Linked DNA regions of Homo sapiens: all the other regions are linked to region 1. A link is a loop called in an ENCODE intact Hi-C map of the cell type or tissue named here. Cell type or tissue: heart left ventricle. All regions are shown on one strand.

Region 1 (5,000 bases):
TACTTTCTTCCATCTTAAATAAAATCTTGTTTAAAAATCCTTTTTCTATTAAAAAAATTTGATCCCATTTCCCCTTCCAGCTACCAGCTTGCTTCTTCTTCACAGCAAAACTTCTCTACTGATTTTTCTCATTGTTTCCTATCTTTTCCTCTCATTCTTCCTTAAACCTACTCCAGTCAGGTTTTGATCACCACCACTCTACCAATACTGCCTTTGTCAAGTCCACCAGTGACACTTTTTTTTTTATTATTTTTTAGACAGAGTCTTGCTCTGTCACCCAGGCTGGAGTGCAGTGGCACAATCTTGGCTCACTGCAACCTCTGCCTCCCGGGTTCAAGCAGTTCTCTGCCTCAGCCTCCCAAGTAGCTGGGATTACAGGCGCTCACCACCATGCCTGGCTAATTTTTAGTAAAGACTGGGTTTCACCATCTTGGCCGGGTTGATCTTGAACTCCTAACCACGTGATCCACCCGCCTCGGCCTCCCAAAGTGCTGGGATTACAGGCACTCACCACCATGCCCAGCTAATTTTTAGTAGAGATGGGGTTTCACCATCTTGGCCAGGCTGATCTTGAACTCCTAATCTCGTGATCCACCTGCCTCGGCCTCCCAAAGTGCTGGGATTACAGGAGTGAGCCACCGCGCATGGCCAACCAGTGACACTTTTATTGCTGAATCCAGTGATCAATTCCTGGTTTTCATCTCACTTAGCTCATCGATCATTCCCTCTTCCTTACAAAGCTTGCTTTGCCTGATTCCAGGACTTCACCAGCCTCTTTATTTCTTCCACCTCGTTGGTCTCCTGCTCAGTTTCCATTACTGGTTGTCTATCTCCCCCACCTCTAAATAGTGGAGAGCCCAGGGCCCAGGCCTTGAATCTCTTTTTTTCATGCTCCATACCTGCTGTCTCAGTGATCTCATTTAGTTTCGTGGTTTTCAATATCATCTGTACACAGAGAACTCCTAAATTCGTACCTTCAGCCTAGACCTCTCCCTTGTTTGTCTATTTGACATTTATGTTAGGATGTCTAGTGGATATCTAAGACTTAACATGTTCAAATTGAGCTCCTGATATTCTCCATCCCCCTTCCAGTCCTCCCCCAAAACAGACTTCTGTAAATCTGCCCCATTCTCCGTAAGTGATAGCTCCATTCTGCCATTTGCTCAGGACATACACCTTAGTGTCATCCTCAGCTCTTCTCTTTATCTCACTCTCCGCATCTAATCCATCAGTAAATCTCGGTGGCTCTACCAGCAAATATATTCAGAATACAACTATTTATCACTGCCTTCTCTGCTATCACTGGGTCCAACCTATTATTGCCTCTCCTCTGAGGCAATGGTGTCTTAACTGGACTCCCTGCTTCAGCCCTTGTTTTACTACAACCATATCAACACAACAGCCAGAATAGCTCTTGTATTCAAAATAGTCCGTGGTTTTCTATCTTATTTAGAGTAAAAACCAGCCTTTACAATGCTACAAGACCCTACATGATCTAACCCCATTAGCTCCCTGACCTCACCTTCTGAATGTTTTGCTCATTCTCTGTCCAAGCCAACGTGGCTTCCTTGGTATTTTCTGAACATGCCAAGCAAACTCCCACCCCAGGGCCTTTGCACCTCCTATTCTGTCTACCTGAAACTCACTTCCCTCAGCTATTGCACAGATTTCTGCCTCACTTCTTTCCTTCTGCTTTGAAGTCACCTTGTTAGAAGGGCTTTCTCTGATGATTCCGTATCAACAGCAACCATTCCCTTCCCCAATATTCCCTGTCTCCTTGATCTTGCATTTTCTTCATAGCACAGTTACTGTCTGACAATACTTTCTATGCTTCCCCCTCTAAAATATCAACTCCTTACAAGCAGTCATTTTTGGTGTTTTGTTTGTTGTTGTGTCTGGAACCTAGACCAGTGCCTGGACATCGGAGATGCTCAATATATTTGTTGAAGAAATAAAAATCTTAGTTTATACCTTGTCTTAGACTAGCCATTCTAAAAGATCCCACCTTGTGTTCTGCATGCTGGAGATTAGCCCAGGCTATGTTAGAACACTGAAGGAAGGCCGTAGAAAGATTGCTCATCCATCATCTGCCTCAAAACTACCTGGCACAGCTTAACGTAAGAAATGTAAAAGCCAAATTTCCATTGGTAACCTAACTTTCGCCTTGTCTACCCACCCCTAATTATAGAACAAATGATCCAAAAAAAGTTTGATGATTTGTGACTTACATTAAAAAAAAATCTCATAGTCCCAGCTACTCAGGAGGCTGAGGCAGGAGAATTGCTTGAACCCAGGAGGTGGAGGTTGCCATGAGCCAAGATCATGCCTCTGCACTCCAGCCTGGATTCTGCCTCAAAAAAAAAAATTTAAAGGAATTAAAAATCAAATTACATTTCATTGTACAATTTACAAATCCACTTTTTCGAGACAATAATATTACATAACAAAGAATATAAAACTCAAGAATATTTGTTATTAGAATGTATGAGTATTTGAAATATGAACTGTTACAGAAAACGTCTTGGCCATACCACTAAATTGTCAGTTACCCAACTGGCCCTCGGAAACATCTCATAATGTAGACTCTACGTTGGAAAATAAAACAAACTTAATGAAGCGCAATTGATAATCACTTCCAAGAACTCAAAGTATGGAGTGTGGGTTTCGTCTTGCTGTGTTTTGTTTTGTGTTTTTGCTGCACTGCCCACCAGATGGTGCTGTTGAGAAGTTTTCTTAAAAATTCTGAGTTCGGGGTCAACTATTAACTAAGTAATAGAATATAATTTCTATGTTCAATAGCGGTTCTCTAATATTGTTTTTATTACTTTAGACAAAATGTTCTGTAGGCTCCTGGAACTTGTGCATGGGTGGGATGCGGGTCAGTTTCATAAATAATAGGCAATGTGAGTCGGTGGAAATTGGAGATAGAATTTCAGCTGCAGCAGCATTTGAAATTAGTAGATTTTCATGATCATTATGTACTTGGCTTCCCAGAGTTAAAATATTATGTAAGATGTACACAATTTTTTGTAGCTCTTGTTCAGCCTACAAGAGTGAGCATAATAATACCATTTCAATTTTTAAAATCCAATTGCTTATTCTTACATGGTTCCTGAAAAGCTAGCTTTATTAATTCTTTAAAATATGGGCAAGAATTTTAAAAATAATAATTTAACAGTTGGATTTGTGGCTCTTTCTACACAGATATTTTGTCTATTAGTAAATTCAGGGATTTTTTTGAGTGTATGCTATATACTGTATATCACTGTAATCATAGTACGAGCCATTCATACAGTATAGCAATTAGTCTACCTGGCCATTTCCTAAGAGCCACTAATTTTAATGAGAAAATCAGTGAATATAGGTAGTCAGATTTTACCTGATTTGCTACCGTTTTAGAGCTTTCATGGAAATTTGAGAGTCAGTGACCTCTTTTATTTTATCCTTTGTGCAAATGGAACCTTGCCGTGAAATAGGCATTACACTTGCTTTTTCAGATTAAATTCCAGCTTCTTTACCTTTTACATGTTGACTCTATTTTCCATCTTTTAATCATTATTGTCACCAGAATTGGGACGAGAAAAGGAAGGCGCCATTTACATAATCACTTGGCTAATCATGTACATTTATTTACATAAGTTATAAATCTATCTGAGAGAATGAGAAGCAGACCCGGGGGGAGTGAAGAGCCTGGGGTGGGGGTTGGGACTTCCCAAAGGTCCTTCAGGGAGAGGGAATCTGAGATGTTAGCTTTCCGGAAGTCAGAAGAGCGTGGACAGCAGACATCTGGGCTTGAGGGCGCTGGGGCCTGCCTGCGGGGAAACACAGGCCACGAGATTGTCTCTGGGGAGAGCGAGAGAAGAAAGCGAAGCAGGCGGCCTAAGCAACACTCAATGTACTGCTTTCTCCTTTTCTCTCCAGCTGATGTTCCCACTTCCCAGGGCCTCCGCCGGGACGTGGGGATGCAGAGGATCAGCAGCTGTTCTGCTGGGCTGCTGGCAAGGGAGTGGCTCTAGCACAGACACCCCTTTCTTCTTCCTCGGAGGGAGCAGGAAGTTGCTGAGTGAAGCGTTGTTTCTCAACCTCTCCACCCCCCAGTTATCAGAGGCAAGGCTCTGTGTGGCCGTCTGTCTCCTGTTCCTGGGCAGGGCTGGGCCAGAGGACAACACCAAGATAAATAACCCCAGCATACTAGGGCCCTCTTTTACTGCTTGTGGACTTAGGCAACCTGGCAGTGCTAGCCAGATTCCAAGGCTAGAGGCTGGCTTAAGCGAAAGGGGCAATTTGGGGAGTGGTCTTGCTCTGATGCCCCAGAGCTGTTTGTTTTTGTGCCTCTAGTTAGTAGAATATTTGGAGCCATAATTGCCAAATGTGTAAAACCACACCGTTTTTGGGTTAAAGAGAGACAGACGAGAGAAAGAGACAGACACAAAATGCATCTTTAATATACCTTAAAATATGTGTATATGCATAATAATAATTGTCCTTTTTTCTTTTGTTTTCCTAAAATCAGAACAGGACAGCACACTCTCTCTGTCCACCCATCAAGTTCATCATCTGTGGATCACTGTATTTATCATTGAAAAAACATACACCACCCCTAATATTGCAGAGCAGCATTCTAAATATTCTGCTTGTATTAACTCATTTAATTCTCACAATACCCCTATGCAGTAGGCATTCCAGTATTATTATCACCGTTTTACAGATGAGGAAACTGAAGCACAGAAAGATTACTTTTCCAAGGACACACAGAGATAAACCCAAGTTTTTTGTTTGTTTATTTGTTTTTTGTTTTGTTTTTGATTTTGTTTTTGTTTTGAGACGGAGTCTTGCTCTGTTGCCAGGCTGGAGTGCAGTGGCGCAATCTCGGCTCACTGCAACCTCCGCCTCCTGGGTTAAAGTGATTCTCCTGCCTCAGCCTCCTGAGCAGCTGGGACTATAGGTGTGCGCCACCATGCCCAGCTAATTTTTGTATTTTTAGAGATGGGGGTTTCACC
Region 2 (5,000 bases), 300 kb after region 1:
GCTCAGGAGGCTGAGGCAGGAAAATAGCTTGAACCCGGGAGGCAGAGGTTGCAGTGAGCCGAGATCATGCCACTGCACTCCAATCTGGAGGACAAGAGTGAGACTCCATCTCAAAAAAAAAAAGGGTCTTTTAAAATTATATTATTTTTCAAATCCTTTAAGCTTGATTCACATTACAGCATTAAAATGCCTCATTATTTATACCTCTACGTTGTTTCAAAAACAAATAAAAACACATATATTAAGCATAGCAAAATAAAATAACCCAAAATACTGTTTCCACAGTTAACTGATTAGCAGTGGTTTCTTAGTTTGAAAACACTGCTAGCAACTCAAATCAGTCAATTGTTCAGGTATATTTACCATGGTTATGCTAAAATTCATTTGTATTTTCTTTTTCATATATTTCAATATCCTCCCAAAACTCATAAATTACTTAGTCCTCTCTGTTTCAAAGTGAGTTACATAACAACACATTGGTCTGAGATTATCAAAGAATAAACTGTGGGATGAAACATAGTACAGTACAGGGTCGAGGCTCCTGAGCCAGGCAGCCTGGGTGTGTATCTATGGTGGTTCTATTCACCGGTTCAATGATATTGGGCAAGTTACTCAACCCCTTTGTGTGTCTATTTCCTCTGGAAAATGGAGGTAAATAATAAGCACTCCTCAAGTACGTTATAAGGACTAAATAAGATAGCCATCAGGCATACAGCACACCACATGAGCCATCATTATGACATATGTGTTGCAAATACTAAGTCCTACATTTGGTTCTTAGCTCAAACCTCTTAAATTGAAAGCATGCTTTCAAAGCAAGCTCTACAACATAAGTTCATATATTTTTAAAAATTCTCTCAACAACTATTTATCAAGGACACTGAACCAGATGCTGGGCATACGGCAATGACAAAAAACAGACATGTTCCTAAACTTACACAGGTCCCTAAACATACATAGGCTAGCTGCAGAAAACTGACATTGAATGAGTGACTTCAGTGCATAGTATTTTAGAAAGAAATGGATCTGAGTTAATCTGGGGGACAATTACACTGAGACCTGAAAATAAACAGAGCTAGTTGAGCTACAAAGAAATGAGAAAGGATTTTTTATGCAGAGAGAACACTGTGCACAAAGGCTCTGGGTAAAGAGAGAACAGGGATGTTAAGACACTGGAAAGAACTCTAGTATAACAGCAATACAGAGAATTAGGAGCAGTTAGGCAAGCGTAGACCATGCAGAGCCTTAGAAAATGTTAGGGAATTTAGTCTCTACCTCAGAAACAATAGGAAGTCCTTAAAATATTTTAAAATTAGGAAAGCATCATATCTAGATTTGATATACATTTCTCTTTGGCTGCTGTGTAGAAAATGAAATGAAGTACAGTAAGAATGTGTACAAAGAGATCGATTTGGAGAATTCTATAATATACCAAGAGGGAAATGATGGGCACTTAGACTAGGATAGTGGCAGAATTAACAGCATGGTGGAAACAGATGAGAGAAACTGTCAGGAGGCAGAATAGCCAGGAACAAGTAAAAGACAAGAATCACCCAATTTGCATTAGGTGCATGGTGGATCCACTCACTAACACAGGAATCCTCAGAAAAGGCTTTGTGAGGAAACAGAGTCTGAGGTACCTACAAAACATCCAAGCAGAAATGTAAATGGGCAACTTACTCTATAGACCTCAGAATTCAGAAGAGCAATCTAGGTTGTTAACACTGGTTAGATAGCCATGTGCCTATATCACCTAGGGAAGAATGTAAAGCAGTGATTTGTAAACTTTAATGTGCTTAAGGGACATCTTGAAAGCTGACTACAAATCCTGGTCACCAATCCCAGAGAGTCTGATTCAGTAGGCCTGGGAAATTAAAAAAAAAAAAGCATTTTTAACAAATATCTTCAAATGATTTTGAAGTAAATGGTACACAGACATCTTGACAAACATTGATATAAAAATAGAAGGGTATTGTGAAGAATCCTAACATTTCTTGGTTAAGTAAAGAAAAGGAAGAAGAATAAACAAAGAGAATCAATAAGCAGTCAGAGAGGTAGGGAAAAAACTGGAATGCATGATATCAGGGAAGCCAAAAATGGACAGACTATTTCAAGAAGTCTTCATGTGCTGAATGCTGCTGAGGACCAGTAAGATGAGAAATAAAAGGGTCCACAGAATTTATAGACATGGAATAGGTTAAGGGATGAGAAGGAGGTAAGGAAATGGAGACAACTCTTTTTTTTTTTTTTGAGACAGGGTCTTGCTCTGTCACCCAGGTTGGAGTGCAGTGCCGTGATCTTGGCTCAGTGCAACCTCAACCTCCCGGGCTCAAGTGAACCTCCCACCTCAGCCTCCAGAGTAGCTGGGACTATAGCTGTGCACCACCATTCCCAGCTAATTTTTTTTTTTTTTTTTTGTAGAGACAAGGTTTCACTATGTTGCCAAGGCTGTCTCAAACTCCTGAGCTCAAGTGATCCACCCGCCTCAGCCTCCCAAAATGCTGAGATTGTAGGTGTGAGCCATCATCCCTGGCCAGAGACAGCTCTTGTAAGATGTCTGGCTCTATAAAGAATGGGTGAACAAGAAAGCATAGGATATTAGAGACGGCGTGAGGCAAACAAAAGAATTTGTTTGCTGCTTGACTTAGTTTTAGGGTGGGAAACACTTGAACATATATAAACGCATATGAGGAAAGCCAGAAGAAAAGGCAAGTCTCAAGATGTATGAGACAGAAAACACTGTAATTCCTTTTTATCCTACCATAATAATTATGATACAAATAAATTATAATTATAGGTTGAAATCTTTTCTCAGATAAATAAAAGCCACAACCTGTCCAAAATGTGACAAGATCCAAAAGTTATTTTCTATAACTAAGACAGGACAAATATTGATTGATCTTTGGAGAAAAGCAAAAATAGTGAATAGCCTTACATATTCTGACTCTAAGGAAAAGGTGAGGTTCCTCACCAAGGGTAAAGATTAAAATTGAGGCAGCAGGCAGGAGGTGCCACCTGCTGGTAAAACACAAATTCTCAGTATTTTGACTGTGACAGAGATCAGTCTTAATAGGAATTTCAACTAACCGAATTAGAGGTTACTTATGTCTCCAATAATAGCTTCTTGAGACAGATACAGAATCTGAGACCTTCCCACTGAGCAAAAAAAAAAAAAAAAAAAAAGTTTTAAAAACACTTCCATCAGTTGGTCATCCTGCCTTTATCTGAATACATTCCATAATAAGAGATGCATAAATCCAAGAGCTGTTACATCATAAGTAGGTCATTTTAAACTGAAATACATCTCCTGATTTCCACCCACTATATACTAGGCCTTCCCTCTGGAGCAATACGGCTAATCCCATAGGACAGCCTTCTACCATCTCTAGGCAGGGATGTCTCCACTTACTTTCTCCTCAGATTAAACAACCCAGTATTTTTTTTAACTGTTGTTTTTAAAACCTTCCACCATCTCAGTTGTGGGATGTGGCTGAGTTTATCAACAGCCTACAAAATGCCTTAGCAGTTTTATTTCAAACAGGCAGCCCAGTAGTACCAGTACTTTCCTGTATCTGAGTCTTAACACACAATTGGCTCATACTAAGTTTATGGTCAACTAAAACCCTGTCCACCTAGATCTTCCCAATCCAGTACTCACGTAATTTGATTATTTCAATCTAATGAATCTAAGTCTTGATGTTAATCTTCATTAAATTTCAACTCATGATGATTTTGATTGCACTTTCTTGTCAAGATCACTTTGAACCTTGATTCTTGGCGCTACCTAGATTTGACAGGCCAGTCACTAAATCTTCACCCAAATCAATGATAAAAACTTGGGTATGAAAGAGTCCTAGGATGTAATTAATACTAAGCCACCAAAGAATATTTTTGGGTAGAAATATTTATCTAGCTGCAAATCTATTTACTATTTACTAATCTATTCCAGCCACAAAGATAATGGAAAAATTAGGCAAATGCTTTAATGAAATCAATTATGTTACGTCACAGGCATTCCAGGAATATACTATCTTTATATTCCTTTCAAAAAGGTAATTATATGAGTTTAACATGGTTGTTTTGAGATGAATTCAAGGAAAACCTTCACAATTCACACTGGGGATGTCAGCAGATAGTCTCCAAAGTCCACTCTACTTAAAAAAAAAAAACACTTTAAAAGTCAACCTATATAATTATTTTATGATTAAATATGATTAAACAAAACAACGGATTTGTGGCTGACGGTGCATGCACTTCACCTATCCTAATGCACTGAAGGTCACGTTTTCCAGAGAAAACTGTCCTCCTGAATGGAATAAATTGTGTCTCCCTGTATATACTCCACACTTAATCAAGAATGCCTTATTTGAAAATTGACGCAAAGTTACTTGCAAATTATTCATGTTGGCCCAGATTGTTTCAACAGTATCATGGGTTATAATTCTACTGGGTCTTGAGAGTTGAACAATCATAATGATATTACACATTACATATGGTCGGCTTCAGTTTTTTAATACACTTATCTGGACTTTTCCACTTTAAAACCATTCTCTGTGGTCATGAAAATGGAGTCAAAATGAGGAGCATTGTTCTGTGGTATAGTGTGGCAGTCTGGATGTAAACCCTGAAGCCCACTGCTTGAATTCAAATTCTAGCTCTCTCATTTATTAGCTTTGTGACCTGGAACAAATAATTTAACCTCTCTGTGCCTCGGCATCATTTACAAATGTGAATAGTAACAGTAGCCACCTTACAGAGTTATGATAAGAATTAAATGAGTTAATAAATATGCATAAAGGGTCTGTAACAGTGTCTGCCACACAGTTAAGTATTAAACAGTTTAGATGCTTGCTGTAATTCTCATTCTTGGTGATTTATTAACATCACCCCTTCTCACTCATCTTCTCCCTGTGCTTGCTCTTAAAATAACAGTATAATACAATGATTAGCTAAGAACTGGGCTTTGAAGTCAGAAAGACCTGGATATGAGTCCCATCTCC
Region 3 (5,000 bases), 210 kb after region 1:
ATTTAACTCCACCGAAAATTAACATCACAAAGCCACAATGGTTTCTATGATTTCCTGTTGTGAACTCTTGAAAATTAGCTAAAATTTGGATCCATGTTAAAATGAATAAACAGTAATTATGCATATATGCAAGTGTAATTATTACATAATAAATGCAATTTATTAAACATCTTTTAAAACATGGGGTCCAAGGATGAAAAATGTTGTAATTATTTTCAAGAACTTACTTTCACCTTGATGTGTTACCTCTTGAAGTTTGCTTTGTAGTCTCTAGGAGATAAAAAGAACATAGGAGTTAAAAAGGAACACTTTATAGTTCTACCCACCCAATACTTGAATTAACATATTTTAAAGGTAAACCCCTCAAAACTACAAGGTTATTAAGAACAGTCCTTTAGTGTCAGTCAGAAGTAAACTCTTCTGTTTATAGAAAGTACAGCTAGCAGTATGAAAAGGGACCCAAAGATCAAGTAGCACTCATTTTGCCCACCTCTGCTTCTGTCATCCCACCACAGTCACTTTGGATAAGGGAATCCAATTCATATTGGGTGATATAGTTTGGATATTTGATTCCTCCAAATCTCATGTTGAAATGTGATTCCCAATATTGGAAGGTGGGACTCAGTGAAAGGTGTCTGGGTCATGGGAGTGGATCTGTCACGAATGGCTTGGTGCGCCCCTCTGTGGTAATGAGTGACGTCTCCCTCTATCAGTTTACATGAGAGCTGGATGTTTAAAAGAGCATGGCACTCCTCCCCCAACCCCACTCTTGCTCCCTCTCATGCCATGTGACACGTCAGCTCTCCTTTACCCTGGCTTCCTGAGGTCCTCACCAGAAGCAGATGCTAGATGCTAACACAGCCTGCAGAACTGTGAGCCAAATAAACTTCTTTTCCTTAAAAATTACCCAGCCTCAAGTATTCCTCTAGAGCAACACAGAAGAGACTAATATACTGGGTTGTGAGTAAAAGGGGTGTAATATACTGGGTTATGAGTAAAAAGCTTATAAGCTAAAATCATCAACTACTTCCTCTCAGTTACCTCATACCATATGCAAATGATCAATAACTTCTCAAATCTATCCCTCTTCTCTCCATTGCCACTGACACACCCAGTTCAAGCTCTCATAGACTCATACCTGTACCATTGCAATGGCCTCCCAAGTATTGTCTGCTTTGTTTTACCTCCCTCTTCTCTGTATCCTGCCTTCCATCCCCCAACAGTCACCAGCGTAGTCTTTATGAAACAAACATCAAATCCGTTTCTTGCTTAAAAACCTTTATTTGATCCTGTGTGACAAGAAGACTAGCTACAATTCTTTAGCGTGTCCAACAAAATCTGTCCAAATCTGGACCTAGCCGTTGTTTCTCGCCTGACCTGCCTATATATTACACAGCGGAGCCCTAGTGAAGCTGCTGGCACTCTCTTGGTCATCCATACTTCTTTGCTTTGTATTCCTAAACCTTTATGAATGATGGCCTCATGCCCCACAGAGATCTCCTGTTTCTCCTCTCATCAATGTCAGAAATACTCTTATTTATTCCTTAATACTAGGTTCATGGTATTGTCAACAAATAAATTGCAAGAAAAAGAAAGAGGTATAGGAGTAATTTACAGATTAAAAGAGATTAAGAGCCTACACAAAGCCTCTGTGGATGATTCTTCCTGGCTTATTTTAGAATCATATGGCTAGAAAGAAACGAGAAGCCAATATGGAACATTTTAAAATATAAATATGATATCCCTAATCTATTCCTAGCCACACGACAATATTAAAAAACACAACAAAACAAAACTGCTACGTCACTTCACCCATCAGGATGGCTACTATCAAGAAAACAGAAAGTGTTAGCAAGAATGCGGAGAAACTGGAACCCCTGAGTGTTGCTGGTAGCGATGTAAAGTGGCATAGCTGCTATGGAAAACAGTAGGGCAATTCCTCAAAAAATTAAAAATAGAATTGCTATTTGATCCAACAATTCTACTTCTGGGTATATATCCCAAAGAAATAAAAGCAAGAACTCAAAGGCGTTTGTACACCCATGTTCACAGCAGCACTGTTCACAACAACCAAAAGGTAAAGCAGCCCAGGTGTCCCCTGAAGGAGGAATGGGCAAACAGATTGTGGTATATATATAAAAATACTTGTCAAAAACTCATCAAATAGTACATTTATGACTTTTTTTTACTGTTGTACATTTTACCTTTTAAAAAAGTACCACAAAGAAATATTAAACTCTAGTTAATGCTATGCATGATAAAAATATTCAGGGGTAAAATATATTACGGTCTGCAACTGGCTTTGAAACATAATTAAGATGGATTCATGAATGAATAGAGGAATAGACAGAAATATGATGAAAGAAACATAGTAAAGTGTTACCTCTAACATTATTAGGAAGGCACCATGAATATCTCCTTTCTTTTCCAATAGATAAGCGGTGACTTCATGAAGTTGATACTTCTGAGTAATCTAGGAAATAAAAAAGATAAATATTTTTATTCACCAATCTTATTTGTGGAGTGGGAAGATCCCATTGAGGATGAAAAAACTCATATGATAAATAATGAATTTATACCTTATTAGTATGATATTTTACAGTACAATATGCAAATAGCTGACTTTCTAGTCATATAGTAGATCATTTGGGAGTTCTAACTGGACCAAATTCACTCATTTTTTTCATTTATTTATTTTAAAAAAATGTTACACACCTGAATTAGGTATACACACTGGAGAAAAGCTAACTTATATACATACATACTAACAATACAAACTAGAACTTGATCAAGTATAATTATTAAAAAATTGAAAATGACAATGAAAACATTACAAATCAACTTGTGAAATATTAATAAAAATTAATAAACAAAATCTCTAATTAGTAAAAAAAGAAGTATCAGTTAGGCTAGGGAGAAAAAAGGAAAAAAGTACAGAAATGACAGCAAAGAGAGATTTCACAAACTCCACTGTAGCTTTTTTGAAAAGATTAACAGGTTAGAAAAAATGTTTATTAGAACAAATAACACATTAACAGTTTAACAGAACAAAGGAAAAAAACATGATAGTCTCAATAAATGCAGGAAAAGCATTTGGCAAAATACAGCACCGAATCATGACAAAAACAAAACACTCTTATTCAAACGGGGGATAACATTTTCTTAATAAAAATTATCTACCAAAATCCTATGATAAATACCATATTTAATGTAAAATATTAGATATGTTCCCTTTTAAATCAGGAACAAGGTTAGAAGTCATACTGTCACTGCTTCTATTCGCCAATACCTTAGAGATCCTAGACATCCAATAAGAAAGAAAAAACTACAAGATTGGAATTAAAATAAAACTGCCATTCTTCTTATTGTCATAAAAATCTAGAAATTGAATTTTAAGAGAATTCTTCCTGGTTGCTCCATAGAAAACAATGTACAAAAATCAGTAACATTTTAAAACAGCAGCAGCAATCAATATAGAAAGGTCATCTTGAGAAATCTCCTTGTACAATATTAACAAAAACTATAAAGTAACTATGAACAAATTTAATATGTGCAGGAACCTTATATAAAAGCTATAAAACCTCACCAAAGAGCAGAAAAGGCAGTTTAAAAGGCATACATTTTCCTGAAAGAGAAGAATCAACACTACAGAGATGTCAGTTCTCTCTGAATTAGTCTATAAATTCAATGTATTCATAAATCAAAATTCCAGAGAGTTTGTATCTTTTAAAGAAACTTGAGAATGTGATCTCCAAATTCATGTGGAATACTAGGAGATGTAGGACACTAAAAATAGCCAAAGCATTTTAAAGAAAAAGAATAAGGAGGGAGGATTCTTTTTCCAAATAATAAATCTATTGAAAAGCTGTATTAATTAAAATATGTGGTATGGATATAGGGAAAGACAACCAAAGGAAGAGAATGGAACCCACAGAGTCATGTATATTTGGGAGTTTAGTATATGGCAGTATGGCATTAAAAATCAGTGAGGAATGGATAATAAAATGCCACATGGACCACTGGCCATCATGTGGAAGATAAAAATCCTTCTTTTGATCAGCTTGCAAAAATTAACTCCAGATGGATTAAAAGCCTAAATGTAAGAAGCTGAACTATAAAATTTATATATAAAAGAGAATGTCCTTTATTCCATTAAAATAGGAAAGGAAATAAGACACACACACACACACACACACACACACACACACACACACACTTAAGCCTTAAAGAATGGTAAACTAAAACAGAAGTCACTAAAAGCCAAGTTAAATGATGTGCCATAATAAATTGGAAGAAAGTACCTCCAACACATAAAATTAGCAAAGGATTAGAGACTGGGAAATCAGAAAAAACTTCTTGAACTCAATAAGAGAAACACAGAAACTCAACAGAAAAAATGGGCAAATGACATGAATAAATAATTCAGAGAAAAGAAAATTCCAATGGTCATCAAACATATGGAAAGATGTTTAATGTCATGAGTAATCACTAATACCCACCATGGCAAAAATTAAGAAGACTAAAAATACTAGGTATCAGCAAGGATGTGAAAAACAGCAAATATCAGACACTGCTGATGAGAATAGAAACAATCTGGAAATCAACTTGGCAATCAGTAGAACTACACTACTTGGTTGTCTAAACAATTCCATTTGCAAGTATATTATTCAGAGAACCCTCATATGGGCACACAAGAAGATATATACAAGGATGTACACTGTAACACTGTTTATAACAGCAAAAGATTGGAAACAATCTAAATGTTTACCAACAGGGAAATAAACAAATTGGCACATTCATTTGATAGATTACCGTAAGATCATTAAATGAATGAAGTAGATCTACATGTATAAAAATGTTTTAAAAATTTAGTAAAAGTGGCCGGGTGCACTGGCTCACGCCAGTAATCCCAGAACTTTGGGAGGCCAAGGTGGGCGGATCTCTTGAGGTCAGCAGTTCAAGACCAGCCTGGGCAACATGGTGAAACCCCATCTCTACTA
Region 4 (5,000 bases), 220 kb after region 1:
ATTGAAAGTCTCAATGTTATTTAGGTTACTTGAGCAAACTGTACATTACATAAGAGGCATTGTAAGTTGTAATATTACTCAGGTTATGTTGAATAATTAAGGAAGTAACATTCAGTTGAAACTCTTCTAAATCATACCAAAAGTTGTGTTTTATTCTAAAAGAAACAAGAGCCACCCAATTTAGTCCTAATACTTTGATCTCTAAGTAACTATATATAACCATCTTCCAATCTCAGTAAGTGTTTCTTCTTTATATTCTTCATAGCACCAATCATATCACATTGCAATGACTTCTTTAATTATCTATCTTCTCTAAAACACTATAAATTCTGTGAGGGGTAGGTACCAGGTATCTTCTCAGTAGTAAATTTTTGAAGCTAACCAATGTCTTGCACATAGTGAGGACTAATTTTTTTGGTTATTGTTATAATAAATAAAGGAGTAATACTAAAATACACAATATTTATGGGTTCATTTGCCTAGTACACCAGCTACTCACATAGCCCGCTATTCACAATGCCTACACAAAAGTTTTGGAAGTAGAGTATTAACTGCATCATACTGGCCACTCAAGCACTCAACTACTGATGGCCGAAAGTAGCTGCTTAGGAAATCAACTGTTCATTGGAGACCTAAGAATCATCCTCTCTCTAGCTTCAAAAGAACTTAGTTCCTTCTGAGAGTCCTATCTTCTCTTCGGAATTCCTCAACTAAAGCTCATTATTATATAAATAACTGGAATACGGTTAATAAGATACAACAATGATTGCTTGGAAAACTAGCCCAGTTCTGAAGAAAGGTTAAAGCACATGGTCTAAAGAAGTAGTTTCCAGGTTTTCTCATATTGTGGCACACAGAAAATAAGATATTTGTTTGGTCCACTGTAGTGAAGTAAGATTGCTCACAAGGGACTCTGGTTGTCCCAAGAGCTGAGACAGTCTGCAGGCACACTTGTAACCATGTACAGTACATCAATAGCCACAGGGTGGGACTCTCTGGACTCCAGAAAGAACAATTTGGATTTTGTGATTATTCATAAGTGATGGTAAGTAGTGCTTCTACTTTTACTAATAAGAAGCTTGGGTCAAAGAAAAAGAGACTGTATTTAGACACAGGGCATTTTCCCTAATTTAAGAGCTTTGTGATACCAGAGGTGGGTAAACGATAAACTAAAAAAATTCTGCTGCTTGGAACTTTCAATACTTGCTGATGGGCTAATTCAGTATCTCCTCAAATTGGCTATAAATTCCAAAGAAAGAGTGTTCTTTTTTTTTTTTGTATCTTATAACTGCCTTTAATACAGAAGTTTGTTCAGTGACTGGCCATTCCCTATGTATACCACCACCTTAGTTCTCACCCACAACTTGAAAATCATGTTTAAGTATGTGTGTCCCCAACCACATTGTAAAGTCCATGGTATTGCATTCATAATTGTTTACCCATCATTAAGACATAATAAATAGTGCTCAGTAATCTGATGTAAATATATATTGAACTGAACTGAAATGAATGTAGACAGTACATTGGACTGCCTTCAAACAGAGGAAAACGTGTAGGGTCCAGTCCTACGGGGCTTAGCAGGTGTTCTCCCTGTGTGCAGAGACAAGAGATTGTAATAAATAAAGACACAAGACAAAGAGATAAAGAGACAATAGCTGGGCCCGGGGAACCACTACCACCAAGACGCGGAGACCAGCAGTGGCCTCAAACGACTGGGCGTGCTGATATTTATTGCATACAAGACGAGGGGGCGCAGGGTAAGGAGGATGAATCTTCTAAGTGATAAGGTGAAGCAAGTCACATGATCATGGGACAGGGGGCCCTTCCCTTTTAGGTAGCCACCGCAGAGATAGAGAAGGCAGCATATGTCAGCGTTTTCTTCTATGCACTTATAAGAAAGATCAAATACTTTAAGACTTTCACTATTTCTTCTACTGCTATCTACTACGAACTTCAAAGAGGAACCAGGAGTACGGGAGGAACATGAAAGTGGACAAGGAGAGTGACCACTGAAGCACAGCACCACAGGGAGGGGTTTAGGCCTCCAGATGACTGCGGGCAGGCCTAGATAATATCCAGCCTTCCACAAGAAGCTGGTGGAGCAGAGTGTTCCCTGACTCCTCCAAGGAAAGGAGACTCCCTTTCGCGGTCTGCTAAGTAACAGGTGCCTTCACAGACACTGGCGTTACCACTTGACCAAAGAGCCCTCAAGCGGCCCTTATGTGGGCGTGACAGAAGGCTCACCTCTTGCCTTCTAGGTCACTTCTCACAATATCCCGTCAACACCTGACCCTATACCCACCGGTTATTCCTAGGTTATATTAGTAAAGCAACAAAGAGTAATATTAAAAGCTAATGATTAATGTTTATAATAATGATTGATAATTGTCCATGATCATCTCTATATCTAATTTGTATTATAACTATTCTTATTTTAACTATTTTCTTTATTATACTGAAACAGTTTGTGCCTTCAGTCTCTTGCCTCGGCACCTAGGTAATCTTTCGCCCACAAAAACGAAGAATAGAGGGCTGAAAACTACAGGGACTAGGGCTATAAAGTCAGAGATAATTAGGAATAAATCCTATCGGAAAGTCCTACATGGAGAAATTAGAAGCAGCCCATGATAAATCTAGGGACACGGCAGTTCTCTATGTGGGAATATAATATTGTGATATAATAAGCACACAGCTCCTAAAATCCTTAAGCTTTCCAAAGTGTTATCTTCTTACATACTAGTGAGATGACTGAGGGCTGGAGGCTCCTGGCCAGCCTCAGGATAAGGGCTGGTTGGTTGTCAGGAGGGCCAACCATGTGATTAGAGAGCTGGAACTTTCAGTCCCACCCCAGCCCTGACACCTCTGGAGAGGGAAGAGTGGCTGAAGATTGACTTGATCACCAATGGCCAACGATGTAATCAATCACGTCTACATAATAAAGCCTCCATAAAAACCCCAAGGACTAAGTTCAGGGAGTTTCTGGATCACTGAACATGTGGAGGGTCCTGGAGGGCAGTGTGCACTGAGAGAGCATGGAAGCTCCCTGGCCCTTCCCACAAACCTCTCCCTATTCATTTCTTCTATGTGGCTGTTCCCCTATATCCTTTGTAATATCCTTTATTATAAACCAGTAAATGTAAGTAAGGTGTTCCCTGAATTGTGTGAGCTGCTCTAGCAAATTAATGGAACCTGCGGAGGAGGGTCAAGGGTATCCTGATTTAAAGTCCTAGTTGGTCAGAAGCACAGGTTACAGCCTGGGGCTTATGCTCGGCACCTGAAGTAGGGGCTAGTTTTGTGGGACTAAGCCTGTGGGAAGAGAAATAAAAGGAAAATCCTAAGCTCCCCAACCAACTTAATGAAACTGAGATGGAGCAGGGGCCTCTCTTAGCAGCCTGCCACACACCTTTCCCTCCTTCAAGCATGAAAATAAGGAAAAATCTTGAATCTCTTCGAGGGAAATTCCAGGCATCTAGCTAGTCTTTAGAAGTAAATGAGCAACCTGATAACAAAGAAACAGCTTACAACAATAGCCACCCAAGTAGGTTAGAGCCACAAGATGTTTGATTCCCTGTAGAAATTAAAGATAACATCTTAACATATGTCCCTGAGTTGTTTTTCTGAAACCTGCACCACAACCAGATGGAAAATGCCAACCACTGTCATGCAGAACTCAGATAAGGGGGCCCCTGAGGACTGAGCTCTGTCTGCTGTTGTTTGCTCTAGATTGCTTCCTAAAGGGTCTGAAGAGAGTCACGCCCACAAGCCAAACCTTAATATTCCTTCTGCTGACCCCAAGTTCTCAGGCAAAGCCTTGCTTCCTTAACCAACTGCAAATCAAAGAATCTCTGAATCCACCTATGCCATATAGGACCCCCACTTCAAGATATCCCACCTTTTTAAGCCAAATCAATGTATAAAACCTCCATGTAGTGATTTGCAATTTGGCCTGTAATTTCTGCTTTCCTGAAATGTTCCCCTGCCTTTAAAAACTCTTCCTGTAAGCCATCAGGGATGTCTGGTCTTAAGCATGAACTGCCAATTCTCCTTGCTTGGTGCCCTGCAAATAAATGCCCTCCGTTCTCTCACTGCAAACCTCAATGTGGGTGTTTGGCTTTACTGCACCAGGTAAGTGGACCCAGGTTCAGTTTGGTAACAGACCCCATCTTAAAAATTGAGTTCCCAGCCATGACAGGATGGCAGGTCTGACATGCCTCAGTAGGCCCCTCCCTTATTAACCTTTAACCAGAATTCTTTCCTAAGGAGTAAACAGAAAACAGCTCTGGAAAACAAAAAACATATGGCTCATTCTTTCATTGCCTTTAGCCAACTGTCTGAGGTTGTGACCAGACTCTTGCTCCTCCTCTGCTGTTTCAATGTGACAGCTCACCAGTTTCACAACACATCCTTTCCTAAACACTAAACACCACCTCCACAACTGTTTTGCCGAATGGCAGAGGACATGCAGTGAGGGTTTTCGTGTCATCTGCTTCACCTTTTGACATCAGAGGGCTGAAAACAGCCCATTTGGATTGTGCTAATGCTGCCATATTTTGAACACGGGTCCCACAAAAAGGCGTGAAGCTTGATTGTGCATGTGCTTATTTCTCCTTTCATAAATATTCATGACTCTTCCTATAGGTTACTGAATATATATACTTAGCTACTCTACTCAGCGTAAATTACTATTCCCTTTACCCCTCCCTTGAACTGCTTATTTTCAGCTTCTGCCAGAGGCTACACTTCCCAGCCCGTAGAATGGCCACCTTGCAGGTTGCAACTCTTTATCTGAAATAAAGCTCTCCTTTCAAAATTTATGAACCTTGTGATTCTTCAGTTGGCAAGGATCTGACAGTAACTCCAGATACATAGTGTCAGAAATGAGTGAAATTGTAGGCTACCCAGTTGGTGCCCACTAGAGAACTGCTTGATTGGTGTGTGGGGAAAAATCCCCACACACGTCACCAATGCAGACTGGTTTATCTTATTATCAGAGGAATCAA
Region 5 (5,000 bases), 130 kb after region 1:
TTTGGAGTCAGAGGAGAATCTGGATACTAGTTCTGACAGTAACCTGCTATGTAACTTTAGGCAAGTCACCTCACTTCTCTAAGCCTCAATTGCCTCACCTGTGGGAAGGAAGGGGTAATGCTTACCTTTTGAGATTACCAAAAATTAAATGAGATATATATTTAAAGTGTCGCCTGCCTAGTACCAGGCGAGGGCTCAGTATACGCTAGCTTTTCTTACAATTCAGAGATACCCATAGTTAAAAGTTGATTTCAGAAGTGTTTTTGTTTATGTATAAGATTGGTAAAAGGACGTTTTTCTTTGCCCTATATCATGAACCTGTCCCAAGCGTCTGCACTGCACAGGTTGGTGGGTAAGAGCCTGCACTGCAGAGTTCATCAGCCTAAGCCCAAACCCTGGCTTTAGCAATTACTAGCAGCATAATCTTAGGCAAGTTCTCCGAGTTGGGTACTTTTTGCTTGTTTGTTTGTTTTTGCTCACATGGGGATAATGACTATAGCTACATCACATAAAGTGGCTATGAAGATTCAAGAAGGTAATGCACACAGAACACGTAGCAGATGCACGGGACTCTGCAAGTTCTCACTGAGCGCTACTAACTAGAGAGCACAGGAAGGCCCGCAGGTACTGCGCACAGAGCCAGTCTCCAAGAAGCAACATCATGTGGCCCTCGTCCTGATGTGGCTACAGAAACAGAAAGGAAGGGGACATCAGAGCAACGTGCACAGGCAAAACTGGGTAATGAAGGAGGTTGGGGGATGTGCAGGAGAGGGTATGCCGAGTGTGAGAGGGAAAACTTTATGGAAATGAGAGCTGCTAAGGTCAGCTCCCTCTGTCTTGCTCACCAGTGCCCAGTACTGTGCTTGCACAGAGCAGCCACAGAGTCATCATCTGCTGATCAAATGAAGGGATGGGAGGGCCGGCATGCAGATTTCTGATTTCTTACTATTTATCACTGGCGTTGTGACCAACCCTCGCCATGCAGTAAGAACACAGGGCAGGGCTCTGACACACTTGGGCTCAATCTGGACTCTGCCCAAGACTAGGTGAGTGGCTCTGGGCAAGGAATTTAGCTTCTCTCAGTCTCAGTTTCTTTATCTGTAAAACTCTACTTTGCAGAATTGTTATGAAAATTAGACATAATGTATGGGCTTGGCATCTATTTGATGTTCAATCAATGGCAGTAATTACTGCGATTGTGTTGTTTATACTCCCAGAGAGAAGTGTCCCCCTAGAAAGAACAATGGGATGAAATCAGGAAACATGGGCTCCAATCCTGTTACCAGCTCCCTGTATAACCTGAGGAGGTCACATCTCTCCTCTGAGTCTTTGTTCCAATTGATCAAAGGGCAATGCCACCTCAGGCCACACTCCACCATCCAGGGAAGAGGTGGGCACCATGAGATTAACAGGCATTTAGGGCATGAAAGTTTCAAGAAAAACAGTAATGTTTACTGAGCCTAATCATGGCTTTTATCTTTTACTGCATATTCAGAAGCAAATTAGGGGCAATGTCACAAAGATACATGGCAGCCCTGAAGATAAGTAACAGTTTCCGTCTACAGATGCCAAATTAAGGTCAGACAAAAAATAAAGGGGAAGCAACCAAATATGAACATAATCTCTGTTCACTCCAAAAACATAAAAGTATTCTCAGACCACTAAACCTCCCCAAGGATAAAACTGGTTAGGAGTGATTTTCCAACTGGAAGAGAAGGAAAAATGCATTTGCTGCTGTCTGTTAGAGCAAATTTCTTTCTTCCCATGTAACAAAGTCCAGTGTTAAGAGCTAAAAATTAAACTGTAGTGAATACGAGAGGAAGAAACAGTGGCAACCCTGGAAATGACCTTGTAGTACTCAGCATTAAAGGAAATCCTGTGGAAAACGAGGTCCTGATGATCTCTGAGAGCCCCAGGGAGAGGGGTGTTGGGCTAACATGGGGTGCCAGCACATTGCAAAGCTCAGTGACTCACAGATGTGGAAGTGGGAGCAGTAACTACATCCGCTGGAAGGAAGAAAACAAATCAGGGCTTTCAGGATCCACAGACCTCTTTTTTTTTTTTTTTTTTTTAGACGGAGTCTTGCTCTGTCACCCAGGCTGGAGTGCAGTGGCGTGATCTCAGCTCACTGAAACCTCAGCGTCCCAGGTTCAAGCAATTCTACTACCTCAGCTGAGTAGGAGAGATTATAGGCATGTACCACCATGCTCGGCTAGTTTTTGTGTTTTTAGTAGAGATGGGGTTTCACCATGTTGGTCAGGCTGGTCTTGAATTCCTGACCTCAGGTGGTCCACCTGCCTCGGCCTCCCAAAGTGCTGGGATTACAGGCATGAGTCACCGTGCCCGGTCACAGACCTCTTAACAAACATATCAAGCTCTGATATAGGAAAACAACCATGATCCACTGCCACCCTACAGGGCAAGTTCTCAAGAACAGGGATGGTACTACTCCTAGGGATACTGGACACGAAGCCTTCCAAATCATACTTGAAGACACGGACAGTCACAGAAGCCTGAGCTCGGCTTGTTCGTTTCTTACTCTCTACAATTACTAAGATCCTGAAATCAAAACCCTAACACTTCCTTTCCTAATTATCTTTCTACACTAACACATGAGAAGATCAAACCTAGTTTGCGAGAGACACGGGCCACTTTGTATTGACACTGGTGGCAATGAAGGTGGAGATGGAGTAGGACGAGTGGACTGAGAAGCATATTTCCACCTTTTCTCCCTGCCTGCCCTCCACCTCACTTTCAAATCTTTCCTTGTATCTCTTATAGCCTCAGCCAGTCTTTTGCCACCACCTAAGCTGTTTCACACTGGAGGTCCTTAATAGTTAAAAGTTTTGCCTAAATCAAAGTTTGGCTTCAGAGATAAAGGAAAAGCCACACACCTCCTTCCCCTCTGCAACCAGGAAATACCTTTTCTAAATTCCCATCCACAACACAGTTTGCTCTCAGATTGAACCTGACTCTTCATAGACCCTCATTCTCCAATGCCTCAAAACTCTCAGTAGGTCCCAGCTAATAATGAATTAGGTAATGAAATACTACAACAGGCAGACAAGTTGCTAAGCTGCCTAGAGAGAGGAGGGGAAAATGTGGCAGAAAGTCTCTGCAGGAGATTCATTTAGAGTAGTAGTCATGACCCTAGAATGAGCAGTTCTAAGGGAGGCGAGTGCTTGAGGCCACAGAGACAGACTGAAAGGCTCAGTGAAAAATAACCTTAAAAACCCAAGCCCTTCGATACCACAATTAAAAAGAAACAACATGGTGACCGTTCACAGCACAGGGGAAAAACACTGGTTTACGTTTTCTCAGATGCGACAACCCTCCCTCCCCTGCTGCAGCGGCTCACTTTATCGATCGTGTAATAACCATGTGCCAGTCACTGTTACAGGTACTTAGCATGGATCATCTCATTTAATGATCTCAAAAACCCTACGAGGTAGGTACTTTTCTTATTGTTATTTTACAGGTGAAGAAACTCAGGTCCTGGGATTCAGTGATATGCCAAGGTCACTCTGGTTGGTGGTGGAGCCCAGATCTGAATTGGGACAGTCCAGTTCCAGAGATGCCTTTCGTCTGCCATTCTCTCGGCAGCAGTCTGGAAGAAGCCTGACGAAAGTCACTTTCTTTCTTTTTTTGAGACGGAGTTTCACTCTTGTTGCCCAGGCTGGAGTGCAGTGGCACGATATCAGCTCACTGCAACCTCTGCCTCCTGGGTTCAAGTGATTCTCCTGTCTCAGCCTCCCAAGTAGCTGGGATTACAGATGCATGCCACCATGCCCAGCTAATTTTTGTATTTTTAGTAGAGACGGGGTTTCATCATATTAGTCAGGCTGGTCTTGAACTCCTGACCTCTGGTGATCCGCCTGCCTCGGCCTTCCAAAGTGCTGGGATTATAGGTGTGAGCCACTGTGCCCAGCCGAAAGTCACTTTCAAGGGACCCAAAAGGTTGTGTGAGGAGCAGTGTAGGACTTGCCTGGGTCAATTTGCCTAATCAAGCTCCTGTGAAACTGACGGACACCTGCCCTCCTTCTGGGGATCCTTCATGATTCTGCTTTAATTTCAAAACTCATCCCATCATTCTATAAAGTATAAACAAAAGACCCATGAGAGAGAACGAGAGAGCAGCTAATGGAAATAAATATAGCTACTAGTGTTCTGCTTAAAAATGACTTTGGAAGCCTAGACCAAAGCCCAGTGTTAAGAACTAAGCTTCATTCTGCAGTGAGACATTTCACATACAATGTCATGACAGTTTTGGGTACACACTAGGCGTTCACGAATGCCTTCTGCCATCACAGAAAAAAGTCTGAACTTGGCTCTGACACTAATTAGTTGTGTTGATATCCCTCATATCAGTTGTCTCAACTACAAACAGGGAAATCTCTGCACAGCCTACCTTACAAGGCTCTTTCTTGTGAGGGAAGGGCTGGGAAGGGAAATGGAGAAAGCTCATTTCCTGTTGTCCATTAGTCTCTGGCCTTCTGCTAGCTGCGTTTGTGTTTAATGTATACATTAGCCCAATGAAGGAGAAATTATTTTCTCTAATTTACCTGTGAGGAAACTGAAGTTTAGACATATTAAAATACAGCTTGTAAGAGACAGGGTAACTCTTGATAACAGGTCTAACCCTAAAGCCCACTATGACATGTTAGTGACAAACATAAGGTGCTCTGAATGTATACGGTTTCATGGGCTGCTCGCGGACACCCTGGGTTGCCTGGTCTGTGTCTGTAGGGGCTGATGCTACATCTGCCCGAGTGCCTACCGGGATCCTGTGTGGTGCCATCATAAGGTTAGCACTAGGTGAAGGCTGTGTCATTAGATGAGGGAACCTAAGTATCTTCTGTTTGGTGTTGGTCACCTGTTTTTGCTCCCTCACAAAAGAAAATGTCCCCCAATTGGTTTAAAGTCTTTGAAACCCACATACTGTTCCCACACAGGATTGGTATTCCTTGCCCAACCTGCTTTGAAAGGCAACAGCTTGGGGG

What was found. Hi-C counts contacts between places; a loop is a spot of excess contacts. Peaks named below come from ENCODE experiments on the same cell type or tissue, not always from the same donor. Only the 100,000 strongest peaks of a DNase experiment are listed, where the experiment ranks them.
Region 2: it touches region 1 in a loop (19-fold over the local background); 86 of 110 quality-filtered maps call a loop at or near these places.
Region 3: it touches region 1 in a loop (2.7-fold over the local background); 7 of 110 quality-filtered maps call a loop at or near these places.
Region 4: it touches region 1 in a loop (2.1-fold over the local background); 5 of 110 quality-filtered maps call a loop at or near these places.
Region 5: it touches region 1 in a loop (2.0-fold over the local background); 2 of 110 quality-filtered maps call a loop at or near these places.

What each region holds. Positions count from the first base shown.
Region 1 is chr3:185,174,667-185,179,666 of GRCh38, reverse strand. It overlaps EHHADH-AS1 (EHHADH antisense RNA 1), which reads right to left. Exons shown (of 7, transcript NR_038990.1): 2 at 2,229-2,347. Among named protein-coding and RNA genes, the nearest start is that of EHHADH-AS1, 14 kb to the right of the region's middle. RefSeq lists enhancers at 3,408-3,932, 3,892-4,186, 3,933-4,457. In heart left ventricle, a CTCF peak has its summit at 2,703 (motif pointing right); a DNase peak (open chromatin) is centred at 3,926; H3K4me3 peaks cover 451 bases; H3K27ac peaks cover 1,178 bases.
Region 2 is chr3:184,873,240-184,878,239 of GRCh38, reverse strand. The region is part of intron 21 of VPS8 (VPS8 subunit of CORVET complex); the gene reads right to left. Among named protein-coding and RNA genes, the nearest start is that of VPS8, 64 kb to the right of the region's middle. In heart left ventricle, a CTCF peak has its summit at 3,018 (motif pointing left); no DNase peak of the experiment used is centred here.
Region 3 is chr3:184,961,941-184,966,940 of GRCh38, reverse strand. VPS8 (VPS8 subunit of CORVET complex) reads right to left here. Exons shown (of 48, transcript NM_001009921.3): 38 at 2,384-2,473; 39 at 228-270. Among named protein-coding and RNA genes, the nearest start is that of VPS8, 150 kb to the right of the region's middle. In heart left ventricle, no CTCF peak of the experiment used is centred here; no DNase peak of the experiment used is centred here.
Region 4 is chr3:184,952,245-184,957,244 of GRCh38, reverse strand. All of the region lies in intron 36 of VPS8 (VPS8 subunit of CORVET complex), which reads right to left. Among named protein-coding and RNA genes, the nearest start is that of VPS8, 140 kb to the right of the region's middle. In heart left ventricle, no CTCF peak of the experiment used is centred here; a DNase peak (open chromatin) is centred at 2,784; H3K27ac peaks cover 715 bases.
Region 5 is chr3:185,042,838-185,047,837 of GRCh38, reverse strand. All of the region lies in intron 46 of VPS8 (VPS8 subunit of CORVET complex), which reads right to left. Among named protein-coding and RNA genes, the nearest start is that of C3orf70, 110 kb to the left of the region's middle. In heart left ventricle, no CTCF peak of the experiment used is centred here; no DNase peak of the experiment used is centred here; H3K27ac peaks cover 1,363 bases.